Regions from separate parts of the Homo sapiens genome. Here region 2 is linked to region 1. A link is a loop called in an ENCODE intact Hi-C map of the cell type or tissue named here. Cell type or tissue: MCF 10A. All regions are shown on one strand. Each heading gives the region's core, and the rest is flanking DNA. Links, peaks and the distances in the headings are about the cores only.

Region 1 (8,337 bases), core at 143-8,142:
CCCTGAGAAAGTTCTATTTTTGCATGATTTAGACAAAAAAATGTGTCTGAACAGCATTACCCCGCCTAATTTATATGAAACTGTGATTCTGCCACCTGGAGTTTCGGGTCTGCTCTGTGAGACGTGTCTGGTATGTGACTAGAGGACCAAGCAAGGAGGAGGCGGCGAGGGGGAAGAGAGTCCGCTTAAAAGGGAGACGGCCATCCCAGCCAACTGAATGGGGCGTGCACAACCAGCTGGGAGGGAGGCCTCTTCATTGTGTTTTATTATTGGCTCTTGTGTACAACCAGAAAGGCACCCCCCTCCTCGGGGCATGCTTGGTTGCTACGATCTGTTCCTGGGGGATGGTGTACATCCCGAATGGCATCCCCCTCCTTGCCAGACAGGCTTGGGTAGCTCAATTACCCAAGCAGCATTTTGATACCAGACACTTCCAAGTTCCACCTGCATCTCAGCCTGTGTAAAAAAAGACAAGCTGAGCAGCTCTCCCATCACCATGCTTGGGGAATATCTGCAGGAGAACTCGCTCCCCACTAGACAAATATTGCTCATCTCTTCCTAAGCAAGAGATTCCAAGGTGATTTGGTTTTGCCTTGTTTTTAACTGTCAACATCCTCTTCTAAGGCGCCAGGCATTCTTAGTTTGCTGCTCTAAGGAGTTAGGGTTATGTATCTCCTCATGGCTTGGAAACTGACCCTCCCTGGTCTGTGCATTTCACAGTCATTGGAGGCCTCTGCAAAGGTTTGGCAAATATTTTTTGAGCATTGGCTTCATGGCAGGCCCCTGTCTGGGGATAAATTTCCAGGGATGGAATACAGTGATGAACAAGACAGACATGAGCGATTGGGAGGCTTGCAGTGTAGTGGAAAAGAGGACCATGAATTTAATGCTCACATAAATATGCAGACAGAGAAGTGAAAAGGACAGTCCACAATAAGGGTTTGCCTTACTGGGAAGTAGATAGGGCATGGCAGAATTGAAGAGTTTCCTAAGGAGGGCCCATTTGAGCTGATAACTGTGTGCTGAACAAAGAAGTCTGAAATGCCAGTCTGGGAAGGAAGCAGGGATAACCACTAGCTCAAGAGAGGCACTTTTTTTTCTTTTTTTTTTTTTTTGAGACAGAGTCTTGCTGTGTCACCCAGGCTGGAGTGCAATGGCATGATTTCAGCTCACTGCAACCTCTGCCTCCTGGGCTCAAATGATTCTCCTGCCTCAGCCTCCTGAGCAGCTGGGATTACAAGTGCCCACCACCATGCTCAGCTGATTTTTGTATTTTTAGTAGAGACGGGGTTTCACCATGTTGGCCAGGCTGGTCTTGAACTCCTGACCTAGTGATCTGCCCACCTCAGCCTCCCAAAGTACTGGACTACAGGTGTGAGCCACCACGCCCAGCCAAGGGGGCACTTTTTAACTGGGTAGGGACACTGACTTACCCAAGGGCACTCAGCAAGCCAGTGGTAGGGTCACAGCAAAACTCCCTGCAGTCAAGGAAGATGCTTAAACACAAGGACTCTTCGTCAAAAGGAGCTAGGGCTGACACACTGGAATGCCTCATTCCTTAGTCTTTCTGAGTCTTCATTTCCTCACCTGTGGCATGAGAATGATAGCAACCACTCCACACAGGAATATTTTGAGATATAATTAGAATAAGTATGCAATGTGCTTGAGCACAAAAAATATTAGCTGTTACAGTCATTTATTCTTATTTCGTCTTTGGAAGCAACTCTATAAGACTGAAAGAAAGAGAAGTACCACCTCCCCAAATACTGGCCCAAAAATCTTTTATTTTAAAAGACAAAGAAAGAGCCACAGATCACACATGCATGGATCCATTCAAAATATTTATTTATTAAGTTCTTACTAATGGTAAAGGCATTATTTAAGGTGGTAGGAGAGAGAAAGGGGACTGTGAAATAGATTTCCTGCCCTCGGGGTCAGATTACCTGTTTGAGGAGTTCCCAAGTTTCAGAAAATCAGATGTGAGGGCTGAGACATCATCTTGATTATCCCATCATTTCATAGGTGGGGAAACTGAGGCCTGGATCAGGAGGTTGGTGGCTGATCTTAGCCCTCGGGCCATTTTCCCTGCACCTTCTCTCTGTTTTTACCAGCGGCAGCCCTTTGATCTCAGAATCTGCTTTATGCCCCTCACTGAAGAACTGCCTTTGCGGAATTGTCAAAAGATGCTTGTGGAGAGTTGGAAAAAGCCCCCACCCTTATCTTTCTGAGGAGGAGCAGAGGAGGCTGAGCTCTTTCAGCATCCTCTGAAATTTTATCAGTGCGTATCAGAGAGCCACTGCATAGGGAGCTGGCTGGTGCGTGCTTTTTTATGTAGGCTTCTTCTTCCTTTCAATGGACAGTTCTCAGTGCTTCCCAGACTCCTCCTTCTAATTCAGGTATCCTGTCCCCATTGCAAACCTGCCCAGGATGGGGTACGTTTCTGGGCTCAATTATCACAAGTTGTCCTTGCCTATATGGATATACTGCATTATTTCATCTCTTAAAGGGGGCATGATGTGGCCAGGCATGGTGGCTCACGCCTGTAATCCCAGCCCTTTGGGAGGTTGAGGCGGGTGGATCACAAGGCCAAGAGATCGAGACCAGCCTGGCCAACATGGTGAAACCCTGTTTCTACTGAAAATACAAAAAATTAGCTGGGTGTGGTGGCGTGCACCTGTAGTCCCAGCTACTCAGGAGGCTGAGGCAGGAGAATCACTTGAACCCAGGAGGCAGAGGTTGCAGTGAGCCGAGATTGCACCACCGCACTCCAGCCTGGCAACAGAGCAAGACTCCATCTAAAAAAAAAAAAAAAGTTGGGAGGTGGGGCATGGTGCAAGGCAAAGCTGCTTGAGGTGTATCCTGGTACAAAAATGGTTTCTCTGAGACAATAATCTCCATTTTCCACAGCCAGACTTGACTTAGCTGATGGTTTGGAGGTGCTGCTTGCCAATCCTTGGACTGAAGTTTTTAATTTCCAACAGCATGGCAAACAACATTTTATTTCTGGTTTATTTACAGATACATTTTCAGGGGCTGGACTGAGTGGGAGCGTTCTTGGACTAGGGTGGTAGGGATGCCGGGTCAGCCCACAAAGCAACATGGCCTGGGCATGAGGCTTCTCTGAAGAACGCATTTGGGGAGCCACCCAGGCCCCTGCCTCTGGGACAGTGTTTGGGGACCCTATTCAAATGGCGGAGAGCTGCCTTCCTAGCCTGTGATGCAAGGCTCTGCTGCCAGTGCTATGTATCAACAACTACCCTGGAAGTCCTTCCTGTAATTAACCCCAGCTTCAGGGACACTGCTATTTGCACATCAGTTCTCTCCTAAACACCGCCTCTTTGCCATTATTCCCTAGGAAGATGAGTCACTGAAGGAGATGGCTTATCTCAACTCAGTTTTTAACTAGCTTTTGTCTCCTGGAGATATTTGTCGATGATACTTAACAACATTTCAAACCAGGCACTTCTTTTCCCCTTCAACTTTTTTTTTAATAACATTTTCTTCCTTTCTGCTTTTATATTTCTTCCTCTCCCTCCCATAGCCTTTCATGCATTCAGGATGTAAGAGAACCGGCATCAAAGCCCAGAGCCCTGCTGAATCCTCCTCCCCTATAGTAAGCGTGCCCTTTTCCTGTCTGATCATTGACTCATAACCACAGAACGTCCCAGGCACAGGATGGGGGAGAGGGAGGGCTGAATAAGAGGTACCACGGTCTGCAGCCCCAGAGGAGACAAAAGTTGAGGATTTGTTGAACAGGACTTTTTTTCCCCTTTGGGGATAATTGTCCAGGACACTCTGAGCTGACCCAGTCCAGGGTGGGAGTGAGGGGAAGCCAGCACCCCACCCCCAACCCATCAACTGGTGACTCCAACCAAGTGAGACTCCTGTGGTCAGGCTCCAAGTCCCAAGGCCAGGCCAGTCACCAGCCCATGCCCTGGGCACCACCAAGACTTTTGATTGCATTATTTAATTTTAAAGAGATTGAACATATGTGTATTGATTGCATACTATGTGCTGGACTTTGAGCTGACAGGTGACAAATACAGGCAGGCTTAAACGCTGTGGAAGTTACTGTCCCCCTCCTACAAGACAGAATTTCCAGGCCAGAGACAGCCCCGAGCTCCCCACACTGCCCAGGTCCTCCCTCCCCTTCTGTCTCCATTAGGGATGAATGGGGATCACATCTGTTTCTTTTCTTGCTGAAAAGCAAGAGGCAAAGACCCTAAAATGGGGACAGACCAGCACACACCTGGGTGGTCTTTAAATTAGAGAAAAGGATTTTTTTGCCAGAGTTCCTCATTTAAGCCTGCATTCTCAATATTTTTCATTGCTCTCTGCCCCTGTAGGTTGGGAGAAATGAGGTGGGTCGGGGGCAGGACTCTGGTGGGGGCATAACAGGGTACCCCCCCGCATTGTCCCATTCCTCTCTGGGGTTCACGCATGTTTCTCTCCACCATGTTTCCAGCACTGGATTCCTCACTGGGCTGGCCAAGCATGGTCCAGGCACTAACAGCTCAGTGGGAGAGGCAGCGGCGGGTGCAGGCCATGAGGCTGCAACCATTTCCATTTTAGTATACATGTGCAGTTTAGGTCCTTTGGAAAATTAAATTGTTAATGTTCTGGCTTGGTATTATTTTTATTTTAAGTGTAGAGTCTCAAGCCAGACTCTCTGGGGCAAAATCTCTGTGTTATAGCTGCCTGGCTTTGGAAACTGTGCCTCAGTTTTCTTGTCTATAAAATGGAGATAATAAAAGTCCGACCTCCTTGGGCTGTGAGCAACATTTGAGACTAGGTGTGAGCTCTGGTTTGTTGCTGGGGGCAGCCTCTAATGGTCTGCTTCTGCCTTCCTGCCCCACATTGAGACACCTTCCTCAGAGAGTTGTTGTGTCTCATTGAGAAACCTGGACATCTGTGGTTTCACTCAGCACTTTCTTTGTTAATTAAAATCACAAAGTAAGAAATAAGATGCCCAGGGTGAGTCACTCTCCTGGAGTCACCAGGCTCGGGCTTTCTCAGGGTAGTGGTGTTAGAGAAGTATACACCAAATATTATATGGGGATGCAATTATACTAACAAATTATTTGGTTGCCTGAAATTCAAGTTTAACTGGGGCATCCCATATTTTTATTTACAAAATCTTACAATCCTATCTGAGGATTTTTTTTTTAAACTGGTGATTTGGTCCGATGCCCAGTATCCCTAAAGTAGACACAGGCCAGATGGGCTTCTAGAAATGGCTCTTCTCACCCGGCATGGAGGCTCACATCTGTAACTCTAACACTTTGGGAGGCGGAGATGGGAGAATTGCTTGAGCCCAGAAGTTCAAGACCAGCCTGGGGTACATGGTGAAACCCTGTAGCTACACAAATAAATAAATAAGCTGTGTGTGGTGGCATAGTGGTTCATGCCTGTAGTTCCAGCTACTTAGGAGCCTGAGGTTGGAGGTTGCTTGAGCCCTGGCGGTCAAGGTTGCAGTGAGCCATGATCCTGCCACTGTACTCCAGCCTGGGTGACAGAGTGAGACCCTGTCTCAAACCAAACAAACAAACAAACAAACAGAAAGGCTCTTCTCAGGAATATTTGAAAGCCTTAGAGCAGACGGAAAGAGAAAGGGGTGTCAATGGGAACTCACGTCTTCCCTGTTTCTTATGAAAATAGTGACAGCCATTCTTAAAGTAGCTGCCTATGGCTAAGAGGACAGAAAAATATGCCTTCTGGAGGTGTTGTGGTTTTTTTAGGCTTCAATATAGTTGTGTGTGTGTGTGTGTGTGTGTGTATGTGTGTGTTATTAGGAGAGCAGGGGCCATGGGAGCAATTCAATTAGTGGCTTCTATACATCTGAGGGTCCTATGAACTATGTGATAGGCAACATATATGCCGTTCATTTTTGTATAAACATATACAATGTTTACCCAAACTGCTTGGTATAACAGTTTAACTTTCCAAGTTCTTCTTGCTTAATTAACATATTCTGAGTTACAGAAAATTCTAATTCATTCATGAATGGGAGCGATTAAGTGGAGGAGGAATCAGCTATAAGGCATACTCCTGTGGTTGCTTTTTAGAGTTTGCCAAGGGAACCATTAAGTGAGCCTAGTTAGGCTTTTGTGTTTGTTATGTGAGGGGGGGCTGATAAGAATTATTATTATTACTTATAATTGTGAACAAAAAGTAAAATTACTGTCTTATGGGAGATTTATTGAGTGTTCATTTCATAGACCATGCTTCTTAATGAGCCAAATCGTGATCCACTGGGCTTATAACGTCAATGAGTGTAGCTTGAGTAAGAATGTTGTTTAGAAAACGTGTGTGTGTGTGTGTGTGTGTGTGTGTGTGTGTGTGTGTTTCTTTTTCTTTCTTTCTTTTCCTCCAAAGAGAGTGATGAGAGAAATTTAGTCTCTGGCCACAACAGTGGTGTGATTCAGATCCCAGCATTTATAGAGGCAAATTAGTTGGTGCACCAGCATACTAATGTGGCAGACACCAGCCTGAAGGCAGAGGGGCTAGAGGAGGGGCTTTCTCTAGGAGATGCTTAAAGGTGACCAGAGACCCAAAGACAGACTTTTAGGATGGAACAGCCCCCTGAGTCAAAAGAGGAAGTTTGCTTCGGTCTTTGTATTTTCCAAATGTTCTTTTCTCCTTTCTTTGCAAAACGGCAGATAAATATAATTTTCTATTGTTACATCAGTAAGTTTTGATCCAAGTCCCACAGTGAATAAATAACTATATAAATAAATACATACATAAATGAGGTCATCATTTCTTATTTAGATTTTTAGAGGAGATGGCTAGGAAATACTTTACCAAAATTAAAATTCCAATCTACATTTAGAGTGGCTAGATGATATTTCAGCCACTCCGTGCCTGATCTTTTCAAAAGCATGAGCTCCTTTGCCTCTTAATTCCACAGCTTCTCTTTGAGAGAGAGTGAGGGACGAATTTGTAGGCTGGAGTTTGTGGCATGGCAGGAAATCAGAGACAAACTCTCAGAGATTAAAGGAGCTGGGACTTAAGGGTAAAAATATAATGGAAGCCAGTTTTTGACAGAAACTTTTTCCAATACATGTGCAGCCATCATGGCCAAAAAACATAATTTACATTCACCTCTTTACCTGCAAGACAAGTTACTTTGGTTCCTTTCATTAATTGGATTTACAATGCATCCTTTATGAATTATAAAGTAGTTTGATTTAAAAATACCTCATTTTCCCTTCCATGTAACTTTATCTAGGATTTTCAAATCTCACTTTTGTGAATAAGTCACTCCAGTTTAGCTCCTAGGCATTGCGCAGGATCACCTGCCGCATGGGTTGCCACTCGCCTCACCCTATTTTAAGATTTTTTAAAACTTAATTACGACAAGATGGAATATCCCTCTGTCAACAAGTCTTGGTAACTGCTGGCTCACTCTTTTTCTTCTTACCCAGGGCCCATCCTTTTTCTTCTCAAATCCTATTTAATTTTTGCATTTCCTGATTTTTATCTTGGGAAAACAAAAACCAGCTGCAGTCAGTTAAGGAAACAGCTGAGGGATGCTGGCAGGTAGAGGCCTTGCAGATTTTCAGCCTGAAATTGTGAAAACTGAAATGCAGCGTGTCAGGTTGCAGTGACTTCTGCACCTCCCCAGTTCTCTCCCTTCTGCCTGCAAACACACACACGCGCGCACACACACATACACACACACATGCATACGCATACACTCATGCACACACAAGTCCCTTTTTCTCGCCTCTTGCCTGGCGTCCCCCTCACTTTCTACAGCTGTATTTCTAATCAGCAGAAGATACATCTTGCTTGGAGTCAACACTCCTTTTCTCTGCGCATTCTTAACCTTCTATCTTATGCATGGATCACTGGTTAGCTTAGAAATGCGCAGACACAAAGGGGGAGCTGACATGTGAGGTTTGACGGCCATAATGGCTGTTTATAAGCCTAATCCATCACGTTTAGTGGACACCTCCATTTTTGTCCCTCTGAAAAGGTATAAATAATAAAATGGGATAGCTCCAGCTCAGAGGTGCCTTGGTAAATATTTTAACTATTTACAAAATAGCACCAATAACAAAAGAAGCATCTGTACCCATGCACAGAGGGGCCCCCGGTCATTAAGAGAGACCCAGATGGTTCCTACCATTCAAACAACAATAACATTTCTTGATGACAGAGCTTTTGTAACATGGTTTACATTTTTTTTCCATATCACATTGTGATATTCTGAATTTGCACTGCTTTTTCTTCATTGCCCCCAGCAACCCTTCTAAAGAAAATCTCCCCAAATAGCCTTTGCCCCTAAGAAAAGAACAAGGCCTTGGAGGAACATGGCAAATGTGTGATTCA
Region 2 (8,337 bases), core at 296-8,295, 130 kb before region 1:
GAGAGAGCCCTTTTCTCTAAAGTTTCAGCAAAGATCTATGAAAAATTGTCTTTGGCTCACCTTAAGCACATGACCTCTCTGAGTTGGTCACTCTGGAGAGGGGGATGCACTGAGAGAAGGGCCAGGTCTAGGTTACACAACACCTTCAGATCTTGTGGATGGCATTAGTCACCAGGAACTCCATGGACTGAGAAAAGGAAAGTGCAAAAGAAAAGTGAATGTTTCTGCAAAAGAAAAGTGAGTTCTATTAACAAAAGCAGAAACAAATGCAGACTGGAGAAATCAACAAGCATCCTCTAGGGAGACTCACCAGTTCAAATGAAGGAATTTTTTTTTTTTGAGACTGAGTCTTACTCTGTCACCCAGGCTGGAGTCCAGTGGTGCAATCTCGGCTCACTGCAACCTCCACCTCCCAGGTTCAAGCGATTCTCCTGCCTCAGCCTCCAGTAGCTGAAATTAGTCACCATGCCTGGCTAATTTTTGTATTTTTAGTAGAGACGGGGTTTCACCATGTTGGCCAGGCTGGTCTTGAACTCCTGACCTCAAATGATCCACCCGTCTCGGCCTCCCAAAGTGCTGGGATTACAGGCATGAACCACAGTGCTGGCCAAATGAAGGAATTTTTGGCTCCCATCTCCTCACTCTAATCTTATTGTGTCAGTTGAGTTCTGTCTTTTCTCCCGCTTGATGGAAAGGCAATACAAATCATATTCCACAGCCATCTTCACATAAAAGCTTGGGGAGGTCTTGCTCTGAGTTGGGAAGAAGGAGGTAGGGGAGGTGTACAGGAGAAAGCAAGTGAAGTGATTCGGTCCTCTGTTCATTAAAGCGGGTAAGATCAGAGTAGTCACATTCATCTCATACATCTGAATCCCCATAAAAGATAAGGTAAACCCTGTAAGAAGAAAAATGCCCCAGGCCCTCAAGTTTGGGGTTCCTAGGAAACAAGCATATTAGGGAACTCACTGGTGTTAATGAAAGAAAGAAATACCACCAAGCATTTTTAGACAGTTGACTTTGTCATTCATTACCTGTGTGATACTGAATAAGTGTGGCACATGCTGATGGATAGCTGAGCCAATCCCTGTTCAACCTCCTTTTTCCAAGGGAGGAAGCTGTGGCCAATGAAATGTAGGAAAAAGTCACTGGGTGGGGCTTCTGGAGCTACAGCAACCATTTTGTAATAATGAAAGTGAACAGCATACACAAAGTCTTAATGTAAAATCAAGAGGGTTTTTTGTTCGTCTGTTTGTTTGTTTTGGGGTTTTAGTGTTTCCATGCTGGCTTAACTAGCTAGATAACGGCTATCAGTGTTACATATAATAACATTGATTTGCACACCACTTTCTGGTCGCTTTTCCATTTTCTCAAACTGGTGGGAGCTGTTTTTTGAGTGTGGAGTGATCATTTAAAACAAGCTTGTCCAACTCGGGACCTGTGAGCCACATGTGGCCCAGGATGGCTTTGAATGCAACTCAACACAAATTTGTAAATTTTCTTAAAACACTATGAGATTTTCTTGAAATTTGTTTCCTTTTTTGTTTAGTTCATCAGCTATCAGTACTGTTAGGGTATTTTATGTGTGGCCCAGGACAATTCTTCCTCTTCCAATATGGCCCAGGGGAGCCAAAATATTGGACACCCCTGATTTAAAATAAAGATCTTTGCTCCATTCAAATTCTAATTTTGTAATACATTTTAAAAAACTTATTATTACTGTTTGGGTCCTGAATCTTTTAAAAAATGTTTCATGGTAATTTGAGGAAACTTTCCTATGAAACTTTGCTACATTTCTTGAACATTCACTTTGTTTTGGAAGTTGCCAAATTGTATTACTGTCTATAAAGAAAAAAATGTCTAAGCTGGGTGCAGTGGCTCGCACCTGTAATCTTAACACTTTGGGAGGCTGAGGTGGGTGGATCATTTGAGCTCAGGAGTTTGAGACCAGCCTGGACAGCACAGTGAGACCCCAGCTTTCCAAAAAAAAAAATACAAAAATTAGCCAGGCATGGTGGTGTGTTCCTGTAGTCCAACTATTTGGGAGGCTGAGGTGGGATGATTGCTTCAGCCAAGAAGGTCAAGTCTGTAGTGAGCCATGAATGCACCACTGCACTCCAGCCTGAGTGACAGAGAGACCCTGTCTCAAAAAAAAAAAAAAAAAATCTCTGAAAAGATTATGCTTGGTGTTTTCCTTAGCAGTCACACAATTCCAGTTATCATGTTTTCATGGTGAAGTTAGAAAATAAAAGAGAGTTATATTTCTAGCTGTAGAAACTATATTTGTTTGTTGTCATTTAAGTGGCCTGTCTGGTACTCTACCATGACCGTACTTCATGAGAGTAACCAACAAAACCTGAATGTACTTAGTGTGTGGTAGGTGCTCATAGGCCTGAGAGACAGATGGCGGTTATGATGAAAGACAAGAAAGACATTGATCTTCTGCTTTTAATTTGTGAAACAGCAAGACATCCACCAAGACGACATTTTGAGGTGGAGGTGTTTCCTATGTTGTGTCAGCTATTCTTGTATTTTAACAGAATCATAGAATATTGATGGGAAGGGCATAATTACTAGGAAAAAAATCATAGAACATTGATGTTAAGGAACAATGTTAAGGTCTACCTAGTCCAAAGCCTTCCTTTTACAGAAACAGCCCCGGATGCCCAGTGAGGGAAAATGACCTGCCCAAGGTCACATGGCCAGTTAATGATAGAGCCAGGAGTAATGCTTGGGTCTCTGAGATTTGCTGTTATTTAATCCCATCTTAACGGCTATGATCAAAGGACATAGTTTCTCTCACACATAAAGAAATAACTTGACTTTTTTAAAAAGCTGGCTAGGTGACTAATGAACTATGTCTACCGTGAAGTGGGTATCCTTAGTCAACTGCCAAGGCCTGTTTGTGCATGTGCTTTTATTTCTGCGTGACAAGCCCTCATTTGGATGCACAGTGAACACACATACCCCTGTGGAAAGATCATTAACTGAGTTGTGGTGGGGCCCACCGGTGGTCAAACCACATGTTTGTGTGTGCACAGGTGGAAATGATGGTCATTCTGAAAGTGTTCACCTCCTACCACCTTGGGGCTGTGTCTCAAACATAGAAGTTCCCTCTCCTGGGTAGTAACCCTCTTGTCTTAATTAAAAAACAAAATCTATACTTGCAGATTGATATCTGCCTATCTATCATCTATCTTCCTCTGATATATGTGTTTGTGGGTGTGCTTGGTGTGTATGTTTGTGCATGTGCATGCACTTACATATATAAAATGACAAAGAGATACATATTTTCTTATCAGATGGCTTTGTCAGGGATCTTGTGAAAAAAAAATAGGCATACACATACAGTTTTTAACCCAGTTATGACCTTCTGCATCAAAATTGGGTTTTGTAGGGTTTGGTAAATTACATTGCAATCTACTACTCATTCTGACATTAAGTATAAATGAAATTAAACTGTAATGAACAGAAAACACAGCTTTAAAGAAAAAAGAAGACATTAAAAGAGAGGCTGCTGGACTATATGCCCTTTCTGAATACTGGGGCCTCAGATTTTGTTTCTTTTTAATTTATGTTTGTGCCATTTGAACCCCCCTCCACAAGCCCCTCCTGGAGCAGCCTGGACAGCCCTTATGAGGTGAGACATCAAGCCCTTCTGATTCACAGCACTGTAGGGCAGTACTACTGCCACAGATAAGTTGAGCCTAAGCCACATAATTTTAGGATCTACTTTAAAATGAGAGCCCGGGCTTAGAATTTTTCTCCAAATTCTGAACATTATAAGCCAACAATGAGAACAACAACAACAGCAACAACAACAGAAATAACCCAAAGCAAATGCCCCCCAGTTCTTTTTGCCCTAATTTTTCACCAATATCAAACTCTTAACTTTCTGAATGTACAAAGAGATTCTTATTTTAAATCCAAGAAAGAAATGACCTCTTCAAATTCATAATGAGGTATGCATTGAACGGAACACAGCCCAAGGTGAGTCATTCATTAATCATAAACAAAACAGCCCCTGATCAAGGACACATAAGCACACACTGTAAAAAGAGGCCAGGTTACCCAATCCCTTTATTTAATATTAACTACATTATGTTTTTCATGTGAGTTCTGAGAAGGTGATTTTCTCACTTTATTTGTAGCCAGCTCAGTGTGAATGGATAATTACTTCCCTTAATGCTGTTTCCCCTGAAGGTTAACCCTGTTCAACAAGACACGATTGAATCTTGCCTCTCACGGTTGGGTGGGGCTGGAGTGGGGGGAAGGGTCTGCATCCGTAGCTAAAGACTTTTAGCTGGAATTCTTCAAGGATGAAAACATCCGCCAACAGGAATATTTCAAATGACATGAATAATATTTGTGATTAATAACAGCTAACCAGAGAAGTACAATCCAAGAAATACATGATTAGCTTATTACAGACATCTGATGTGCTAATTATCTTCAAAAATTTCATTGCTGATGACTGTTTTGGCAGAAATTTGAGCAAGGGAAGAGGAAATTTAAACTTTTATGTAAGTTGGAAACAAAGCATTTGGGCAATTGGACTTTAGAAGACCTGGGAATGGTATTTGGTATTTAATTCTGTCTGATGAGGAGGAAATTAAATAATGAGAATAGAAATCAGTGTGAAGATTGAAACTTGAGTCAACGAGAACTTGGCCGTCATTGTCAGAAGCTCTTCCTTACCTTCCTTGACAAAAGGCTCCTGGCCCTGAAATGAACGGGTAACATGATGCGGTTTGGCAAGACTTGCCTGGGTGCCAGTCATGGGTGTGTATCACTGCTTGTGGAAGACCAACAGTTCCCTAAGGATTTGCTTCTCATTCCCAGTGGAGACCTCTGCAGCACCAGCTACTTTCACTGAAGCATCACAGAATATCCTAACACATGGTAGGGGACCCAGGAGAAAGCCATACAGCTACTTCTGGGAGGAGCCTGGAGTACACACTCTCATTTTACTGATAGAAAAGCTGACTCCCAGAAAGGATGAGCAAGTTAGCAAAGATTTCAAAAGGATGATTGAATTCAGGCCACAGATAGCCAGCCATCTGCTGTGGGAATAGTGAACTGATATCACAGGGCCATTTGCGTAACCACACATGTTCTCTGTCTCACTTTCCAGAAGTTTACAATCAAGAAAGACATTTTGATGTTGATGGCAAACAAAGTAGGCTTAAAACACTCCTCAATTCAACTGCAAAGAAGGAGAGGCAGACTCTCCAGCAGGGAGACTCCCCATCTCCAGCCCTCCTTTCTGTAGCTTCATTGCCAAGGTGCTCCTTCTTTTGTTTCTTTCTCTACCATCCCCTAAGCGGATTGGGGTATCTTTGTATTCTATTAAGTAGGTGCAAAAGTAATGCAGGTTATGCCATTATTTTCAATGGCAAAAACTGCAATTACTTTTGCATCAACCTAATACATTCTGGAAGAAAAGAAGCAGGGGTCACAGCAGGCAACTGCCCGGGGTAGTGATCAAGACCAACGTGCACCTCCCAGCCTGGACAGGAGTAGTCAGATTTATGATTCTGATCCCCAGAAAACCAGATAATCCGCATTAAGCAAAGGTCCGCAAAACAATGAGTTTATCAGAGCAAACCAAGAGTTAAAGCAGAATGCTCCACTGAATGCAACTTAAGCCTCATGAGGACTGAGACCTGTGCTACCTTATTTACTGCTCTATCCCCCTTCAGACCCCTCACCCACTGATCTAGAACTGGTCTGACCCAGATTAGGCACTTATTTCTAGAAAGAACAACTGATTTGAACATTTTGAGCACCTACGTGGTGCCAGGCTGCTAGGCAACTATAAAAGAGACAAAACCACTGCCCTCAATGAGTTCTCAGTGAATGCAAACAGAAGAGAAGGTGATGAACCCAGTGGACTAGTGGCCAAGGGAGTGGACTCCTGGTGGCCAGATTAGTTCCTTAACTCTGCCATTTATTGGCTGTGTGACTTTTGACAAGCTAGTTACCATCTCTGATCTTCCATTTTCTCAAATGGAAAAAGTGGAGAGTAATAATCCTAACATATATAGAGGATTCTGTGAAGGCTATGAAATCACAGACGTACAGATTCAGCACAGAGGGGTAACTAGAAACAGAGAAGAAGTCAGCTAAATGACTACTTCAGTTGTCGCCAAAGCTGCAATTGCAGTTGCCTTGTGTGTTGCAGGCAGCTTTGATTGAAAAGTTAATCAGTAGGCTTGAGTCTCTATCAATAAAAAGGAGAGAGATTGATTTAAATACTTGATGATTCTTTTTAAAAAAGCCCTAAACCCCAAACACCTTAAAACATAAGTGATAGTGAATCAAGAGACAATGAAAGATGAATAATGGCATATTTTCATCAGAAAAATACAATTTTCAAGAAGAAAGTGGCCTCAGGGACCAGCCACGGTGGCTTATGCCTGTAATCCCAGCACTTTGGGAGGCCAAAGTGGGAGGGATAATTTGAGCTCAGGAGTTCGAGACCAGCCTGGGCAACACGTCAAAAGCCTCTGTCTATTGAAAATGCAAAAAATTAGCCAGGTGTAGTGGTATGCACCTGTAATCCCAGCTGCTAGGGAGATTGAGGTGAAAGGGTCACCTGAGGCTGCAGTGAGCCATGATTGTGTCATTATACTCTAGCATGGGTGACAGATGAGACCCTGTCTAAAGAAAATGGCTTCAGGAGTGAAAATTCAGTCTTGATGTGGAACTCTGAGAAGGAAGATGGGTATGAAAGATAGGAGAGTGGCTGATAACTGGTTGGGTGGGTGTTTATGGGTGCAGGATGAGCCAGTGCCTGCCAGAGCTCCCTGATATCATGTTCACCTCCATCCCACACACCCTACTCTGCCCCAAGGTACTCTGAGGGCTCAGAGGGTGTAGATGAGATACTCTTCTCCTTGGCCCAATCACATAATGGTGAACAGCTTAAGATGAGCAACAGCTAAGCATTCAGTAGAGAGGAAGAGCTTTGTAGGTGGAAGAGAACTGGCAAGGCTTCCTGGAGGAGGGGTATTTGCATGGGGTAGTGAAAAATGGGCATTTCAAAGCGAGAAGTATATTGAAGTCATCAAGTTCTTTTTTTTGAAGTCATCAAGTTCAACCTTTTAGCTGATAATTTGAAAAAAGGATCAACACATCAGGTGGTAAAAAACAGGCAAAGAAATGCAGTGTTATCTCTCAGTTTCCAGTAGGTTCTCAGGATAGCTTCATTGGCCTTCAGTAAACTGCTGGTGGTGGAATGGTAATAATAATTAGCAGTTAGTAAGTGTTTACCATGGCCAGGCTCCATACCAGGTGCTTTTCAGGTAGTCTCTTATTTACTTTTCTCAATCACCTTGGGAAGGCACTAATTTAACTGCATCTCTCATTTTATAGATGAGGAAACTGAGCTTCGAGAAGGGAGAGTAACTAGTCCTGAGTCACACAGTTGGTGAAATGTGGAGCTGTCTTGAAAGTTCATGGGTTCACCTACTGCACTGCTTGAAGAATATTTCGGTGTATTACAAATCTGTTCAGAAGCAGAACAGAGAAAACAAAAATCTCCAACAGCGTACACAGCTTATTTGCTAGCAATGTACATGCACATCAAGTGCTTAACACAGTGCCTGACATGGTAAGTCCTTTCTACATCTTAACAGAGATTTGCTTTTATTAATGAGTTATTTACTTCAGAGTCAAGAAGACAACCGGTACTCAGTAAATGGCAGGTGTTGCCATAATGACTGATACGATCAACATATGAGCCCTATTCCCTATCACCTTCCCCTATATAATCAAAGTCCTTGCCACTTTTGGTTTTTCCCTACCATTTCTAGTACAAAATGCATTTTGGGAGACTCTGTTCCCTTGATTATGCTGTTCTCTTAGCTGGAAGTGTCATTTCTTCATTCTTTGCCCATCTCATTCTGCAATGCCCAGCTCAAGAACTGTTATTCTGTGGTGTTTGTCCAGACCTCTTTAATTTCCTTGCCTAATCCTATAAACAGAATGTCTTTATTTCTCCTTCATGAAGGCTCCAGGCTTTCATTACACCTAGATAAGCACTTATTAATTTTTCTTGCATTATTCTGAGATGTAAACATGACCATTTCCCCCAACTCCACTCTGATGTCCTTGAAGTCTGGATGTTATTTGTTAATATTTACTCTCTTTTCATTCTTCATCCTGCCAGCAGCCTCTAGAACTGGGCTCAGCACCTAGTAGGCACTCAATAGTTGACTTCAATTACAGAGAATTTGGGGGAATCCCACTTTAAAACCCATGTGCTTTTTTCAGATGCATTGCTCAATACACTGTTAGCAGATATTGAGTCCTTACCAGAAATATACTGTACTCAGA

The links. Peaks named below come from ENCODE experiments on the same cell type or tissue, not always from the same donor. Only the 100,000 strongest peaks of a DNase experiment are listed, where the experiment ranks them.
Region 2: a loop joins it to region 1, with 1.9 times the contacts of the local background. A loop is called at or near these places in 1 of 110 quality-filtered maps.

Annotation. Positions count from the first base shown.
Region 1 is chr16:51,535,548-51,543,884 of GRCh38, forward strand. No RefSeq gene overlaps it. Among named protein-coding and RNA genes, the nearest start is that of HNRNPA1L3, 110 kb to the right of the region's middle. RefSeq lists enhancers at 3,731-4,345, 4,346-4,959, 7,267-8,337. In MCF 10A, for the core only: no CTCF peak of the experiment used is centred there; DNase peaks (open chromatin) are centred at 3,334, 3,654 and 4,944.
Region 2 is chr16:51,404,442-51,412,778 of GRCh38, forward strand. It overlaps LOC102723323 (a long non-coding RNA gene), which reads right to left. Exons shown (of 4, transcript XR_933558.3): 3 at 61-187. Among named protein-coding and RNA genes, the nearest start is that of HNRNPA1L3, 240 kb to the right of the region's middle. In MCF 10A, for the core only: no CTCF peak of the experiment used is centred there; DNase peaks (open chromatin) are centred at 4,030 and 4,750.